Linked DNA regions of Homo sapiens: region 1 is linked to region 2. Evidence: chromatin contacts called from ENCODE Hi-C data. All regions are on one chromosome and are shown on one strand. Each heading gives the region's core, a stretch centred on a gene start or an enhancer-like site at or near the end of the contact. The rest is flanking DNA. Distances are from core to core; before and after follow the strand shown.

Region 1 (3,632 bases), core at 181-2,680, 680 kb before region 2:
GATATAGTAGAAATAAAATAAAATAAATGAAGATTTAAAAAGAGGAAAAAAGACAGAGAAATAAGAATTAACTAGTCTACCTTCTTTCACTGGGTATAGTCAAGGCTGTTTGCAATGCTTGGAACTCTGGCAACTGTCTTGTAACCATGAGGAAAACTAGTCTGAGGCAGCCGACAGACTGAGGGTAGCAGAGCAGGAAGATGGAGATAATCTGAGTTTTGGTGATGTAAGGTAGCTGCTGGCCTTCACATACAGACCACCATGTGATAACTCTGGTTGTCACATGTATGCTTTTCCTGCCTACCTAGACTCTAAATTCTCAAGACTCAAAACTGAGTAATAATGAAGCCAGTCTGTGGGATGTAAGGGCAAGAGCGTGGGCTTTGGAGTTGAACAAAGCTGCCTTTGCATTACAGCTCTGTGAGGGGGAGTTACCTAATCCCTTGATGCCTCATTTTTTTAAATCTCTGAAATGGCAATAATAAACCCGCTTCCAGAGAGGTGGTAAGCATTGCATTAGATTGCATATGTAAGGTTTCTACCACAATGCCTAGGACAGGAGGGACTCAGAAAATGATATATACATGATTATATATGAATGAATCTGAGAAAATATGAAGTATGCCACTGAGTGAAAACACAACATGGTACTTTTATTTCTTCAGTCTTTTTAGCACAAACTAGACAGACTATGAGAAGCAGAGTTCTATCTCTGAAACTTATGGGCAGATTAATTTGGGGCAAGTTCTTTTACTTCTCTAAGTTTCAGTTTCTTCAGCTGTTAAACTGAGACAAGAATATTTGAAGATTAAATAAGGCCATGCCCAAAGCACTTGCAACATGGTAGGCTCTCAATAGACACTAGTTTCCTTCTTCATGCTCTGCCCCTCCACAACACACAAGACACAGACGTGTGTTCCATAAACACGTGCTCTCTCTCTCTCACACACACACATACCTAGAACACACCCACACAAATGGACATGCACAGACACATGGACCCACACATGTGCAGACACACAGATACACAACTTTCTCAGCCCCAGAATCTTCCAGGAGGTTTTAGAAGTAGCTGTTGCTGTGTCTGTCTGCAAGACCTGTTTACAAGGCAATTATGAACTCTTTTCGCCAAATGTAGGATCTTCAAACAATGAGCACTGTTGCTTAAAGGAAGACTATTCCTGGGGGAAAATACTTTAAATGTAATTATGTCTTAGCTGCACATCTAGTAAATAACTAGACATGCACTGCTTTGAATATAAAATGTCACATTTTTGCAGATGGGACAGACAAATTTTGGCAGTCAGAGGAAGTCAGGAGAGAGAAATGAAAGAAGAAACCACATACTTCCTTTTTATTTACCTGATGTAACTGGGCCTGGCCCCGGGGGCATGGGGCTGGGAGGGCCCTGAGGGCTGGCTTTGGCTGAGACAGGTGCAGGGAAGGTGAGAAGCAGGCTGAGGAGCACAGAGAGGGAGTCTGTGTCTTGATTTCCTTTCTTGTTTACTTCTTTTGTGTCCTTTCCCACCCTCGTCACCCTGGCCTCAGTCTTCATTGAGTCTTCCCTGGGCCGCATCCTCACTAGTTTCCCCAATTGCATTCTTTCCTCCTCTGACCTGTTCTGTGTAACATCACTAATCATTTGTTCCCTGAAATAGCACTTTCCTCTTGCCACTCTTGCTCAGAAACCTCCCTATTTCTCCCTTTCGCGTCTTTGCTTCCTTGGCTTCTCAGTGGAATGAAACAGTCTTTTCACCAGGACTCCCCAGCACGCAGCTGGGCAGTGCAATTTCCATGGTCTCCAGAGCAGTCTGGTCCTAGAAACCATGAAGTCCAGCCTTAAGCCACAGAGCTACAGTCATGTGTCTTTCAAAGCCCAGAAGACCTTGTTCATTGCATGACCTGGACAACTCTCCTGACCTACCTTGTACTCCTCTTCCCAACCTGTCTCTTCTCTACTGATTTTTCTTTCTGTTTCACCTACCTTGGCTACTGGGGCTGGTTCCTTTCCCCTATTTACCCAACTTTGACCTTTGGCTTTCCTCCTAGCAGGAGGTTTGGATTTTCCCTCTGGCCAGGCTTTCATTCCTTTATCTACTAAGTACTTATACAGGACTTACTGGTGCCAGGCTACATTTATGGAGGCACAAAGAGTGTCTCCTATCTGGAAGAAGAGGCCATTAGACAATTCACTGTGTGTGTGTGTGTGTGTGTGTGTGTGTGTGTGTGTGTGCGCGCGCGCGCGCGCGGGTGGAGCGGGGGGGTGGTTGGGGGTAGGAAGATGCACAGAGGAATAAATTGTTGTCCTTGAACTCTGGCAACTAACCAGAGGTCAGCCAATAGTATTTTATCCTTAATTGATTTATCAGATTAAGCTTTAATGGAGCAGGGAGGAAGTAGGAGCAAGCCAGGAAGCCATTACAATGGAAGAGATTGTGCTCAAGAATTCCATTTGATCTTCAAACAACCCCAAGAAGGAGGGGTTTTCCCCATTGTCCACCCAGGGAAGCAGGCTCAGAGAGGCCAGCTGACTTTCCTAAGGTCACCCAGCTGGCAGTAGAGGGTCCTGGCAGCCTGATGGCATTGTTGGGTGCACTCCTGAGGCCACGCTGATCCCAGGGCAGGGAAGAATGCCAGGCACCCCTGGTCAATGTCGCTTCCTGATCAGCCTTCTAAGGATCGTCCGGGTCTGCAAGTCCCTTCCACGGGTTGACTAAAGCTGCCTCTTTGCTCTGGAAACCCTCTACCTTCCCTCACTGGCTCATCTTCCTGGCTTCTCTTTGCCTTGGCCCTGGGGGCGGAAGGGGAACAGCTGAGTTGTCATCTAAGCTTGCATCTTCCAGGGCAGCAGAGGAAAAGGACATTGATTTATGATCAAAAAGGCGAAGGAGGATGCCGTGGGGAGGACGCTGGTCGGCAGGGGTGGGTGGGCGATAAGAGAGAACTAGAAAGAATAAAAAGAATCCCTAAGCCTTAAAAACAGAGCTTGCCCTCTGATTCCTGGGTAGGCGTGGGTTGAAAATCTTTCATGTAAAACTGAAATGGAATCACGAATGAGGAGAAATCATCTTGGGGCTTGGGTGTGCCTTACAGGACTGAATTAAATTTAAAATGTATTGATTTCCCCTGCTGATTAACAGGCCTGGCACGCGAGAAGGGCGGCAGCCCAATAAGCAGCTGGCACCGCTGTCCCAGTCCACCAGCGTCCCCTGCTGCATCCCATGTCACCTTGAGTCCTGGCAATTTTCTAATTAGCCCAATGGGTTATGATTTGAAGCCGGAAGAGCCAATTAGCAGGAGTCTCCTTTGACCTCCAGTTTGGGGTGATAGGAGACGAGGTAATGACTTCAGACAGAGGGAGGGAAAAAACAAAACTAAAAATAAAAATAGAAAATATCAAGAGCAAAGACCGAAATCTTTTTGGTTTCCTGATTAATAACCCTGTCATGCCGATCACAAGCTCTAAACAGCAATGCTGGTTGCAGCTGAATTTTTTATACTTTCTATTAATCTTTAATGATAGCTTGGTCACCTAGTCTCTTTTATCTTGTCAGATAAATGTATGGTTAACAGGATAATGAGATTTCTAAAGCCCCATTCCAGCTCCCAGCTATCGAGTGCAGGCGGTGACC
Region 2 (3,465 bases), core at 724-3,223:
TTTTTGAAAACCACATGCTTCTTTCCACAATCAGGCTGCCCAGAGGGGCCCCCAAGCCTCAAAGAGCATCAGGAAAACACTGCTCACACGCACAATTACTGCCAGTTTCTTATCGTTGCTGCTTTGATGTGCTGTTTGTGAGTCAGAGCTGCTGTTGCCTCAATGCTGTTCCTGTTTCAGCAGCATTCTGACATTTTTTTTTTTTTTTAAAGAAAAAAGTCGGAAGTGGCAGACTCTGTCTTTGGGCTAGGACTACAGACTGTTATTTGATTTGATTACTGCTTCATTTGATTATGGATGGACTCGGGATTGAGGGGGATAAGGATATCAAAGAGAAAATGGTGGCCATATCCCACCTACGCTAAAGTAAAGAGTACCACTCCAGCCCTTTGGAAGAGAACATCCCCAACTCTTCCCCAGCAGATCCACTATATGGAACCCACTGTGGTCAGACTGGGGTCTGGCTATTTCCTGCCACACCCTGAACTTTCTCACTTCCTTTCTTACCTATACATTTCCAGTTGCCAAGAATGTCACCCCTCTCCCCATCTCCACCTCTCAAAAATACCATGCAGCCTTCCAAGGCTAAACTCAGTTACAGCTTTCTCCACTGAGCCTCTTCTGTTCACTGCAGTCAACAGTCTCCTGACCTGCCTGCTCTTTGAGATCTTGTAACATTCACTTCCCATGTGCTAATTTACTCATGTTACTATCTGACGATAATGTGCATTTTGCAATGTTCTGTTGCAATTTAAAGGAAGAAAGTTATGATGTCTTGAGGATAATGGCACTCTTGGGGCCAAAAGAAAGAAGCTGGAGTCCAACTAAGCTACTTTCTTCCTATCTGATCTCTGAGAAGTTATTACCCTCAGTTTGTTCATCAGTAAAATCAGGGTTTTTCTAGACTTGAATATCAGATAAGATAATCGTCCTAAACATGCTTTGTAAACTGTACAATTGTGGTGTATATGAAGAATAATTAACATCATCTTCATCCTTTCCATCATTACTGTCAGCATCATCAGCATCATCACTGCACTTCTATTTCACTTCCCATGTGTTAACATACCTGGATAACACATATTTGTTATCTCCTAAGCTGGACTGTGGGTCTCTCATGGTTAGGGACCTAGCGGCATACCTCTGAACCTCCTTATCTTACACATAGCACAGGGCTGGGTACACCGTTGATATCCAGTGACTGTTTCTCAATTGATTGATAAACTCAGATGAAAATAACTCAATAGGAGAAAGCTATATATGACAAGGAATCTTTCAGAGGTCCTGTTTTATTTCTTCCTTTGTTGTAAAAATAACAAATGGAAAGAAGTACATTATTAAAGTCAGCAACATCTCTCCCCGCACCTGACAAGAATGGTCTTGCACATTTTTTTTGCCATATCCCTTGACAGCACCAGGACACTTCTCATTCCATAGTCTCATCCAACCTTCAAGAGAATCCTTGAAAAGGAAACAGGGAACCGCAGGTGCATAACGTCCCATTCTACAGTCAAGTGAAGTGAGGCCCAGCAACATGATCTCACTTACTCCAAGATGGAGCATTGAGTCATTGGTAAAACCCCGCCCATGAAGGAGGTCTCCTAACTCTTGGCCCTTGGATGTTTTGAGGTGGACACTGATTCCACTGAAAGAGAATTTTCTACCACTAATCAAGGAGACAGAGGTTTTATAAATGATACCTTATTTATTCTTCATGGTGTCCTTGAAAATGACCTATCATCATCTCCTTTGTATCCATGAGGAAACTGACACTCTGAGAGGTGAAGTGACCTGCCCAAGGTCACGGAGAAGAGGTGGGGCCAGGCTCTCATTTCCCAGTACCCACTGAGCACACTCTAGGCATGTGGGCTGAGCCTACTGCCGGGCTGTGAATCTCTCCCCCCTGTTCTCTGGTTCCTTGATTCACAGGAAGTTCAGGTCAACCACATCCTGCCACGTCTTTGCAGACAAGATAACGATCCCCACCACCACCATTCTCTGTCCCACCACAGCCCAGCAAGGGCAGACAGGCTTCCTTTACTCTTTTGATAACCACTGTATGTCACAGCTAAAAGGGGCCTAACTCTGAGTTTCCCTCCTTTAAAATCATCTGGTCCACATGCTAATGGTCCAGAATCCCCAGGTCATCTCTATAGCTTGAAATAATCATTCTAAAGTAGGGGTCCAGGAATCTGTATTTTTAACAAGCATCCTGAGTGATTCAATGAGTGTTCAAGTTTGGGAAACCACTAGTTAAACCCTGCTGGGATGACTTTTCCCTGTCATCCCAGTAGTGTAGGCTGGGTTGTATCTTTGTCATACTTACTGTGTCTGTTATAAGGGGCCACTGAATGCTACTGAATTTGTACTTTGCCATTAAGGAAGAAGGCCTGGAAAGTTAATTAAGCCAGCTTGAGATCTAACCCGTCCAGCTCTGCATAAGCAAGAGGAATGATGCATTTGGAGGCCCTCCTGAAGAACTCCCAGCATGCCAGCCTAAGTCCACATGTTCATCATCTGAAGCCACCTTCTTGGAGTGATCTGGAACTGACCCTCAATCCACAAACATTAACCTTTAGCCCAGCAGTAGGCAAACTACTTCCTACAAGCCAAAGCCTGCTGCTTGTTTTTTGTGAAGTTTTATTGGCACAGAGCCACACCCATTTGTTTATATATTGTTTATGGCTGCTTTTGCACTACTATGGCAGAATAAAGCCTAAAATATTTACTATCTGGCGCTTTACAGAAAAAGTTTGCCAACCCCTGCATTATCCCATCTATCAACCAGCAAAGCTTCATTCCTGTGGCTGTATCAGATGGCCTCTGGCTTTCCCAGTCATGTACCCACAGTATCACAGCAGCAGAGTGCTTGAGCACCTCGTAGGGACTTTAAAAACATGTTGAATGAAGAACCATCACAATGAGCTATTTCAATTTCCATTATGCAAATGAAAAAAATCACAGCTTTTAGAAACATTAATTATGTAAGCCAAGGTCTAAGAGTTAGAAAGTGCTAGAATTAGACCGGGAACAGTGGCTCATGTCTGTAATCTCAGCACTTTGGGAGGCCAAGGCAGGCAGATCACCTGAGGTCAGGAGTTCGAGACCAGCCTGACCAACATGGTGAAACCCCATCTCTACTGAAAATACAAAAATTAGCTAGGCATGTTGGCAGCTGCCTATAATCCCAGCTACTTGGGAGGCTGAGGCAGGAGAATCACTTGAACCCAGGAGGCGGAGGTTGCAGTGAGCCGAGATCACGCCATCGCACTCCAACCTGGGCAACAAGAGCAAAACTCCGTCTCAAAAAAAAAAAAAAAAAGTGCTAGAATTAGAATTTTTATTGATCCCAGGTACAATATTTTGTCCTATCAACTTGAGGCAGTGATCAGGCAGAATCTTGCCGGAAATGTGCAGAAATGGGGCCTAGGGTAGGTCTTTTGGATGAAGGACCTGGATCTTGGG

What was found. A loop is a pair of places that touch in the nucleus more often than their neighbours do. Pooled maps may share reads with other maps.
Region 1: a map with no recorded cell type shows a loop between it and region 2 (8-fold over the local background). The contact joins two enhancer-like sites. A Hi-C loop is called at or near these places in 4 of 37 single-sample maps with no recorded cell type and 4 of 50 pooled maps.

The regions. Positions count from the first base shown.
Region 1 is chr15:70,433,334-70,436,965 of GRCh38, reverse strand. No RefSeq gene overlaps it. Among named protein-coding and RNA genes, the nearest start is that of LINC02205, 71 kb to the left of the region's middle. RefSeq lists an enhancer at 444-493 and a silencer at 1,304-1,507. Within about 2 kb of position 1,430, at least 4 of the 41 ENCODE cell types and tissues checked have a DNase peak (open chromatin) inside an H3K27ac peak, as active enhancers do.
Region 2 is chr15:69,757,684-69,761,148 of GRCh38, reverse strand. All of the region lies in intron 2 of LOC107984788 (a long non-coding RNA gene), which reads right to left. Among named protein-coding and RNA genes, the nearest start is that of LINC00593, 76 kb to the left of the region's middle. RefSeq lists an enhancer at 147-216. Within about 2 kb of position 1,973, at least 5 of the 41 ENCODE cell types and tissues checked have a DNase peak (open chromatin) inside an H3K27ac peak, as active enhancers do.